2 separate regions of the Homo sapiens genome follow, and region 2 is linked to region 1. The links are chromatin contacts, found by Hi-C or POLR2A ChIA-PET in ENCODE. All regions are on one chromosome and are shown on one strand. Each heading gives the region's core, a stretch centred on a gene start or an enhancer-like site at or near the end of the contact. The rest is flanking DNA. Distances are from core to core; before and after follow the strand shown. Region 1 overlaps TCF4 (transcription factor 4). Region 2 overlaps TCF4 (transcription factor 4).

Region 1 (4,969 bases), core at 80-2,579:
GCTACGTTCTACGTTGCAAGTCATTAGATTGAACAAGGGTTCAAACAGACCAAAACTATCTTGTTCCTCACATTCAAAAAGAGTGAACAAAGTCATAAGATGAGCCATCAGTGACTAGTGAGCTACAAAGCAGAATAGCTCTTAATGGTAGTTATTGACCACTTCCCAAAATTCCAGTCATTGTGCTAGGCTCTTATCCATGATGTGCCACTGTCTTCCGAGGACTGGTTAATGTGAAATTCTCAGGTGACTGCTAATAACTACATGAGGTTAATCTCCTGGAGAATGTGACACTGTGGAGTCCCTCAGAGGGGAAGAAGTATTTGTTCACTTATGAGAGAGGAGATGCGTGGGCATCAGTTGGCCAGAAATTATTTGCTGCTTTTTTAAATTAATTAATTAATTAATTTTTACCAAGGACATTTACTAATGAGTTAAGGTCCAAGAAGAATGCTGTTCCCATGAACTGAGCCATCATCCTCTCATTTCTTGTGATGTTCACTGTAGTCTTTTCCATAGGTGGTTCCCCAGTCAGTATTCCCACTTTGAGGAATGAACTGGGCTGGATGTCCAGCTGCCCCTGGAGGGAAGAGGTGGAGTTGGTGGGGAGATAGCTACCTGCTTCTGAACCAGCTTTGACACCTTGTTGTTCAGATGAGCAGCACAGCTTAGTGCCCCAGGGTCTTATTAAAACCTCAGACTTCTCAGGTAGTCACTTTCTGCGGTTATAGCTCAAACTAACTCCTTGCTTGGCCTGAATGTCACTGTCAGAGCGTCGGTGGGGAGAATACTCAGTGTATGTCTTTGAGAGAAGATGGCGCAACAGAATAATGCTGCTGTTGAGTCCTCTTAGCTCTTTGCACTTGTTTTCTTTAGAGAGTGTGTAGAATTTGGGGAAGTGGCGTGAATCACTTATGTAGGAAAGTTTTTGATGTTGGAGGAGAGATGTGTTTTGAAATGTTGGAAATATAATTTCTGCCTCAATAATGCCCTCCCTGCGTATTCAATAATATATCTCACACTTGAGATGAGCTATCTCGCAGCCTCTCCACTCCGCTATCCTGTCTAAGAAGCAAATTGAGGAGAGAGTTTCCATTTTTTTTAACTTTTCCTAACCAAGCTTCTACAAATATGTTGCATCAGTTTGACCTTGGAGAGCTACAGACAGAGGTCACATGGGGAAGTTTGTTAGCTATCAATGCAGTTTTGGCAGATTTGAAAAACAAGAAGAAAGAAAGCAGTGCAGAACTGAAAGAGTGAGAAAAGCATATTTCACTTCAGTGTGGTTTGACAAATGGAAAGCCCCTTTCTGCAGTCATGAGGTCTGGTTATAAAGAAGGATGACCGGTCATTCATCCTTTTACAAGACAGATTTCCTGTCTACTTGTGGTTTGAGTAATTTTCTTTTTTAGGAAGGTATGAAGGTGGAGCAGAACCTTGAGTTGAGGAAAACATACTTAGGCTCTGTTTGAAAAAAAACTTTTTCTGATTGATTTGCAAAACAGTCCTCTTGAGAGAGAGGCACTATGACTTGGAAGGGACATATCAGGAAATAGGGTGGTTATCTCCATGAGCTGTAGACAGCTTAGCCACAGCTCTCAGTGGGAATGAGTTTTGCTTGGTTTTAGCTGGTCATCTTCATTAGTTTGTGGATGAACAGGAGAATCTACTTGTTGGTCTAGCCAGAGTGGAGCAATAGGTGACTTCTATATGCTGAGAATAGACTTAACTTGTTAAAAACCATAGGGCCTTATTTAAGGGTCTTGACAATAATAAAGGAGCTATAATTTAAAAACAAAAGTATGAGATTTTTAGAACCCAGAAAAGGGCTTTTTAGAAATTTATTTCATACATTATTTTACAATAATGGATGCACTTGTCAAAATCCACTAGCGGAATGAGAAAAAGATGCATAATCTTTAAGGAAATAGGTAGACATGGTAATTCAGCATTTTGGAGGAGCAAACCTTTATTATTATGCATAGATACAGATATTACTTTAAGGTTACTTTAAGGGAGAACATTCTAGAATGTTTTTCTTTAAAATAATATGTTCACCAATTGCGTACGTGAAAATGCAGAGGAAAATTTAAGCATAATAAGCCTTAGTATTGCGTGATGTCTGAGTGGCCCATGTTTTTTCACACTTAAGTTCTCTTAGGCTTTGGTTTGATTTTTTGAGTGTGGTAGAAGTCAGTGATGGCAGCGTGTCTGTATAACAAGAAGAGAAGCTTTCTCTTCTGATGTTAGTGATACTACCCTAACAAACAGTATGGATTAATAGGATACATCTGCAGACTTTTGAAAATATTTGGCATATACTCACTCATTCTGAAACGCAGGAAGTAAAGAAATATTACGTTGCCTGTATCTCAAAGAACAAACAGAGCTAATTAAATAATTGGCAAATAGGGAACACATAGCCTGACACATGTTTGAGATTACACACGATTCTGTAGAAAATGACTGTAAGCAATACTAATGCCTTAAGAATGGGGTTCGAGCACTAACACATGGACATCACATTTTTCACGTTTTCCTGGTAAAAAGTTGCAAGACAGTGCAGTCTTTTCATACATGGTGTTGATGTCTTAGGAAGCTGCTTTTTCAGTTCAGAAGAGGGCTGCTGCCCTTCGTCTCAGTGTCATGTTATAATATGTCTTTCTGGTGGTCAGCAGTTGTCCTGAACTGACACTAGAACAACGCAGTGCATGTGGGGTGAGATACAAGCTCTAGAACTCTCGGAAGGGAACCTCTCTGTAACCACATTCCCTTTCTTCTTCTGTTCTCTGCATCTCAAAGGTGGAAGATGCCCACTGAGGTTTGCTGTTTGTTTGGCTTGGGGGAGTGACCAGGTGTTTCTTGTTTTGTTTTCTTTTGCCCTATAATACCCAATATCATTTTTTGAGAAATCCATAAGAAGGATAAAGCTTACTTGGATTACATTAATGAGAGATTTTTTTTTTTTCATGACACATTCATCCATGGATTTTCAAGAGAATTGTAGAACAAGGTATTTTACTCATTGCATACAGTCCACTACTTTTCTCAAGCCTTGCTGGCAAACTCTGGAGATCATATTAGACCTTTCTGAATTGAAAAGGTCATCTAATTAGCCCTCCAATTAGAGGAATATAATGTATGGGACACAGCATGGATTCACAGTAGTTCAGCTGGTGGCGCACCCAGTTAAGGAAAGAAGCTGTCAGGGGTCTTTGGGAGTTACCAGCATCAGCACCTTCTACTCAGTTCTTCAAACTTTTTCAATGTTATGCCACTGGGTATTCTCAGAAGCAGTGCAGTTCAGTGCCTCTGCATCTGAGCATACATACGGAGGAGGAAGTGTAGTAAGTTATTAGATACCAGCTATAGAGAATAGGAATGTCTGCAGGATATTAACCATACACATTTGGTTAGCCACATACTTCCTTCCTATTTGCAATAATATCCAGTAGCCCTTCCTGATGGAAAGAAGTAAGAGGACCTCCTACCATAGCACAGACCACTGAGACTGCTCAAGGGTGAGAATGCGTCGTCTCCCCATTGGGACATACCATCTGTATACATTCACAGGGTGTGACCCTTTGTGGTTTGAGGCTACACACACTCCCTTGCCCTCAGAGAGAACTGGTCATATAACTAACATAATGGTTATAATAACTATTATTGTTTTATTAGTCTTTAACTGGCCTGCATTCTAATACGTGGTCTTTTCCACGTTTTTAAACCTCAAACCAAACAGGGTTGAAGGAACAGACTACCAAGATTGATTTAATACACCATATGCTAAAGATTACCCTGGAATATCTATCTGGTTCATGAATTAATCTGGCTTAGAACTTTAACTTCGAATGACATGTTAGTATGTGGCTTGTCTAGTAGAAACATTATGTCCTTTTCTCTTTGAGGACTTGGTTTCACAGTAATTTTATTATTAGAGTAGTCACATAATGTTCACTTTATATTTTACAAGAATATTGAGCCTTGAAGTAGTCAGGCGATGAACAAGCACAGAGCATAAGAGTAATAAGAATTGTATCCAGCAATGTGAAGGCATCTTAGTTACCAAGACCACCAGCAGAGAACAATAAACTAGTTTGATTTAAATCTCCTCCATTTCCTGTGCACGATCAGGAAGCCCAACTTCCCCCTGAATTCCTAGGAATCCCTCCTGTTAAAAAATAGTGCATTGTAGTCTATATACTTGCGTTTGTATTTTAAAATGGTTGTAGTAGGAGTGCTGGAAATGTTCCTTCTTTTTGTCATCTTTATAGATAAGCACATGGCATTGTTATGCTGTTTCTAATGGTTTAATAACACGAGGGTCACTCGGACACAGTTTAGAAAAACCTACTTTGAAAGCAGTCATCTTCTCTCAGGCAAACACAGTGTGAATTGTGCTGCTTATTCTTTTGATGCCTTCATGATGTTCCCAGCCTTAGATGATGGGTGTGCATTAAAGGGGCAACACATTTTCCAAATTCTGATTTTTAGTAGTTGATCCCAAGGCACCACTCATCCCAGTGTTTTGTTGAGGGTGTGTTCTAATGGGAATGAACATTTCCCCAAAGCTGAGGCTGAGACAGAGGGTGGTCTAGCATGTAACCCAAGATACAAAACCTTTCTTTCTGCTTCATCTTCTAGCCAGCAACACCACCTGTGTTCAAGCCATCTGAACAATACTTGGGTGGCAGGCAGTGTCGAAGCCTCCTACAAAAATTACAGTTCCTCTTAATAACTGCTCATCTTCCATTCATATTTGTATGTTACAGCTCTACTTAGGGACTGATTATATTTCTCTTGGGCAAGATAAATTGATTAGAGCCAAAATTAGAAATCGATAAAGTCTTTACCAAGCAAATGCATTAGTTTTCATCTTTCTGTTACATGGACATTTTGATCATCTCTAATATGAATTGACAAAAATCTTGGGCCTCAAAGAGTAATCAAGTCCTGTTACATCAAACCC
Region 2 (4,969 bases), core at 820-3,319, 110 kb before region 1:
GGGAGAAGGATGTAGCCTTTCAATCAGACTTCTTAGCTGCACTAGTCACATGGCTAGCCTGGGGCAGGTATTTAAACTTGCTATACCTAAGTCTCCTCATCTATTAATTGACATTAATATCAGCACCTTCTTCATAGGGTTTGTAAGGATTGAATAATTTAATGTATGTAAGACACTTAGAAGAGTGTCTTAAATAATGTGAGCACCTTCTTCATTAACATTAGCACATATTTCATATGATTTTGTGAGGATTAAATAATTTAATGTATGTAAGACACTTATAAGAGTGTGTTAAATTACAGACTGTGCTCAGTAAATGTTGTCTAATATTATTTTTAAACTGATGGTTATTAGCCAAGCTATACCATATCTTCAACTTTGGGTGCACAAGAGTGGGCAGTATCTTTGAAGAGGTCGTTGTTTCTCAATCTGTGGGTCAAGTATTCTTAGGGAAACTTTTCATTTTGGTCCAACTCATAACTTTAGTGACATTAGTCTTTGCAATTTCCTGCTGAGAAGAGAAGGTAGCCTTTCTATTTTTTTTAAGTTTTCAAAGCCTAATTTTATATTAAAAGAAAACAAGGTATTAAAACCACGTATTTCTTTTAACTTATTAAAAGGAAATAACACAGTAACATTAATAAAAAGTTACAAAATGGCACAGTAACATTAATAAAATGTTACATTGTCTTTTTATTCTATAGCGTGAATGGAAGAAATAAAGTAACTTTTCTAGAGCTACAAAGTAGTTAATGGTGGCAAAGATTCACTCTCTGGCAATGTGTCTTGTTTCACAAAGTAATACAAGTTCAACACAGTATAGAATTGCCTTTGATTTCAAATGGTAACAGCATTTATTGGATTATTTTTGTAGATGTTCAATGCCACAAGTAAAATGAAGTTTTCTCTTTAAAAGGATGATAGATGTGGCAGACCCATCACTGGGTCCCTGGACAGTGGTAACATGATGGGGTTTAAAGTCCTTTTTGAAATAGCCAGGTTAATCTGCATAAAGGCTATGGTGCTTCATTAAGCTTTTTGAAAACTTTCTGGGGTAGGCCAAGTGGCTATTTGTATCAGTTAAACGTAAGTACAACTACTTAAAATAACATTTCTTCCCACTTGTGCTTGAGTCTGGGTCTATATTTTTCCTGATAATAACAGGATAAAATGAATCATTTGATTCCATATTCCAAGAAAAACGTGTCCATTAGGTAGAGGAAGCTCTTAGAAATTATCTCCAAGAGTGGCTTGTTTTGTACCTGTCATATTTATTATAAGGTAAAGGGAGATGTAGACTGGTGGGGGTGATGGTAGTAAATTGAAATGAGTTGCCAGCTGTGTTGCCCAGGCTGGTCTTGAACTCCTGGGCTCAAGCCATCCCACCAGAGAAGGTTCTTAAACCTTTTGCTTTCCATTGGGCATCTTTATCTACATTTTACCTCATCAAGCTCATCAAGTGAATCAGACGCTTTGACTCAGTCATAACATGTTGATGGAGAGTCACTTAGTTGGAAAATATAGACAAGAAGATGGGCTCTGGGAAGAACTGGTAGGTAGGCAATGGCTCTGAAAGTGTGGGGCCCTGGTTTACAGTGTAATGACACCCACCATTTAGTGCCTCAGCCATTATTCAAGTGTGCTGTGCCTTTCCTACTGGCCACGTTAATGAGAGGGTGGAGATAGCAAGTTCCTGCTGAAATTTTCACAGGAAAGCTAAGCCCTTAAATGATGTTTTGAAGGAATGGTTTCTCTACCATCTGTAAAAAAGGCTTGATTAATTATTTTGGTGGCAGAAACTATATGCTGTGCTTCAGGTTAAACAGCAGGAACATATTGAGGTTCTTGGGAAGAGTTTTCCTACAGCCATCAAATAGGTGTCCACACAGGTTAACCGGACTGTGCAATAAGAATGTGGGACATTGGCATGCCAGTGTGAAGTCTGGAAAAGTCGGATGTGATATATGCAAGTGGAAGAGAACTGAAACTATGAAGAGTCATTTGGAAAGCCCCAGTTGTGAGTTTGTGATAGTTGAGAAATGGCACCTCCTCTTTGCATACTTAGGTTTGAGCAGGAAACAAAGAAGTGACTTGAAGTCATGTTATGAAAAGAAGAATTGGGTTGGAGGTCAGACTCTGGATTCTAGACCTGATTCTGAGTTAACTAACATTTTAGCCTAGTTTCAGGCACTCCCCAGTGGCCCAATGAGCCACCCCTTCTTGCAGGCCTCAAAATGCACTGTGATAAAACTGCATAGTATTTTCTTTTCCTTATTTTCATGTTCTAAGAAATATTATTGTCCGGGCACGGTGGCTTACACCTGTAATCCCAGCACTTTAGGAGGCCGAGGCAGGCAGATCTCTTCAGCCCAAGAGTTCAAGACCAGCCTGGGCAACATGGTGAGACCCTGTCTCTAATAAAAATAGAAAAAGACAAAACCCTGGTGTGGTGATGCATGCCTGTGGTCTGAGCTACTCAGGAGGCTGAAGTGGGAGGATCCCTTGAGCCCTGGGGGTGGAGGTTGCAGTGAGCTGAGATCCCGCCGCTGCATTCAAGACTGAGTGACAGAGTGAAACCCTGTCTAAAAAAAAAAAAAAAAAAAAAAGGAGAAGAAAATATAATAAAAATAATACATGGATACTTTCTTAAAATATCAGACACTTGAGAATGTTGAGTAAAATATAAAAGGACTTAATCTGGAGATCATTGCCTTAGTTATAACATAGAACCTTTCTACTTAGGAGAATTTCCCTCTCTCCTACTCCCTATTTGTAAAAATTTTCTTTTGTGGCTTCAGTCAAGTTTCATACTTTTAAATGTTTTTGTTAATTTTATTCTTTGTGTTTTTTTCCTAAACTGTATTTTTGTTCCATTATGATTTTTTCATTGGTTAGCTGAGGTATAGGAAAGTTGTCTTTTTTATTGTCTGTTAATCTTATAACCCGTAACTCCAGAACTTTCTTACTAGCCTCTGGTAGTTTTTTTTAGTTGTTTAAGATTTTTTAGGAAGAAAATCATTGGCAAATATTGGGAGTGTTGTCTCTTAAAGTGTCTTTCTGTTATATTTTCCTTGTGCTAGTACATTGGCAAAGACTTACAGGAGAGTGTTAAGAGAATAGTGGAATACAGGTCAGCTTCGCATTTTGTTGACTTGAGCAAAGAATCTTCTAGTGTTTCATTATTAAATAAGTTTTCTGTAGGCATCTAGTAGATTAAGAAAACTTTCTTATGATCCACCACTTCTTAAAATGAATGTGTGTGTTCAAACTAAAGAGATATATGTATATAGTAGAAATATATGTGTATGCTTGTGTGCATGTGTGTGTATAAACTTTAAATCATCCTCTCAAAATTCCTGAAGTAAAAGTCTATTTTGTTGTTTTATGTGGAATTTTATTTTATTTAAATTTTTATATTTATATATTTTATTTAAAATTTTCATGAAATGGCCAAGCAGGGTTTAATATAAAATGGAAACAGGGTTTATCTCAGAAATTTGGTGGCTAAATTCCTTGTATCCCGTCTTATCTAGGGATGTTGTTTGTTTCAAGGTTCTACCTTGAGAGGAGCCTGTCATTTTCTTTTTTGTGTGCTGCTTTGCCTAGTTGACATCTTGGCTTTATGTGCTCCTGTTGAATGCATTGGGAAATTTTCTTTCTTCTTTCTATGTCCTGAAATAGCTTATATAAGAGGGGAATTTTTGATATTTGGGGGAAATTGCATGGGACTTTTTTTTTTTTTTTTTTTTTTTTAGACAGGGCCTCACTCTATCCTCAAAACTGGAATGGAGTGCAGTGGTGTGATCATGGCTCACTGCAGTCTCTACCACCTGAGTAGCTGAGACTATAGGCACATGCCACCAATCCCACTAATTTTTGTATTTTTTTGTGGAGGCGGAGTTTCGCCATGTTGCTCATGCTGGTCTTGAACTCCTGGACTTAGCCATCTGCCTGCCTTAGCCTCCCAAACTGCTGGGATTACAAATGTGAGCCACCGCGCCTGGCAAGACTAGTACTTCAGAACTGGATTTTTTACTAATTTTTCCATTTCTGTTTCTTTGTGTTTCAATTGTGATAGTTTTTGTTATCCTAGAAAACATCCATTTTCCAGACTTTAAAATTTGCTACATAAAATTATACATACTTTCTCTTGTTTTAAAAAACTCCTTATCTATTTAGCAAATATATTTTGTAATTATGTTGATTTCTGTTTTCTCTCTTCTTGTTTTTCCTTACACTTGCCAGAGGTTTGTGTGTTTTCTTTGGTTTTTTTTTTCAAGTACCTTCTTTTGGTTTCATTGATAATCTACATTTTGTTTTATCTAAATTTAGTAAATTTTAAATTTTATTAATTCATCATATTTAAATATGTTGCACTTTTTCTAGCTTTTTATATTGTATGTTTTGTTCATTTAATTTTTATTTTTACATCTTGCAATTTAAGGCCATTATTTTTCATTGGTTACAGCTTTGGCTGCATCCCTTAGATTTTCTTATATACAGCTATCACTATCATTTATTTGTGTATTGTTTTAAATGTTATTTTGCATTCTTGTGTAGTTCAAGAGTTACTTAAAACACTGTTTTCACAGTCCCACTTTAATAAAATGTTTTTCATGTTGGCAGTGCTACTGTTTTGTTTTTACTATTTAATTTTATTGCATTCTGAGTGGGGAAATGGCATGGATATTTCCTACTTTGGGGGTAATCTAGTAGGATTTTTAAAAATGCTTAGTTTTTTTTAAGCATTTCATATGCATTTGAAAATAATGAATACTATTTCCCTATTTTATTATTATTATTATTATTTTTGAGATGGAGTCTCACTCTGTCACTCAGGTTGGAGTGTAGTGGCACGATCTCAGCTCAGTGCAACCTCCGGCTCCCGGTTTCAAGCAATCTTCCCACCTCAGCCTCCCAAGTAGCTGGGATCACAAGCATGTGCCACCAACCTGGCTACATTTTGTTT

Evidence for each region. A loop is a pair of places that touch in the nucleus more often than their neighbours do. ChIA-PET counts read pairs that join two places held with the same protein, here RNA polymerase II (POLR2A). Pooled maps may share reads with other maps.
Region 2: a loop to region 1 is called in a map with no recorded cell type, with 7 times the contacts of the local background. The contact joins two enhancer-like sites. A Hi-C loop is called at or near these places in 5 of 37 single-sample maps with no recorded cell type and 3 of 50 pooled maps. POLR2A ChIA-PET finds 5 or more read pairs at or near these places in 1 of 52 experiments (activated CD4-positive, alpha-beta T cell).

What each region holds. Positions count from the first base shown.
Region 1 is chr18:55,264,656-55,269,624 of GRCh38, reverse strand. The region is part of intron 11 of TCF4 (transcription factor 4); the gene reads left to right. Among named protein-coding and RNA genes, the nearest start is that of LINC01929, 140 kb to the right of the region's middle. RefSeq lists enhancers at 1-423, 1,035-1,084, 1,135-1,364, 2,754-2,863 and a silencer at 625-674. Within about 2 kb of position 1,329, at least 4 of the 41 ENCODE cell types and tissues checked have a DNase peak (open chromatin) inside an H3K27ac peak, as active enhancers do.
Region 2 is chr18:55,373,656-55,378,624 of GRCh38, reverse strand. The region is part of intron 6 of TCF4 (transcription factor 4); the gene reads left to right. Among named protein-coding and RNA genes, the nearest start is that of TCF4-AS1, 76 kb to the left of the region's middle. Within about 2 kb of position 2,069, at least 2 of the 41 ENCODE cell types and tissues checked have a DNase peak (open chromatin) inside an H3K27ac peak, as active enhancers do.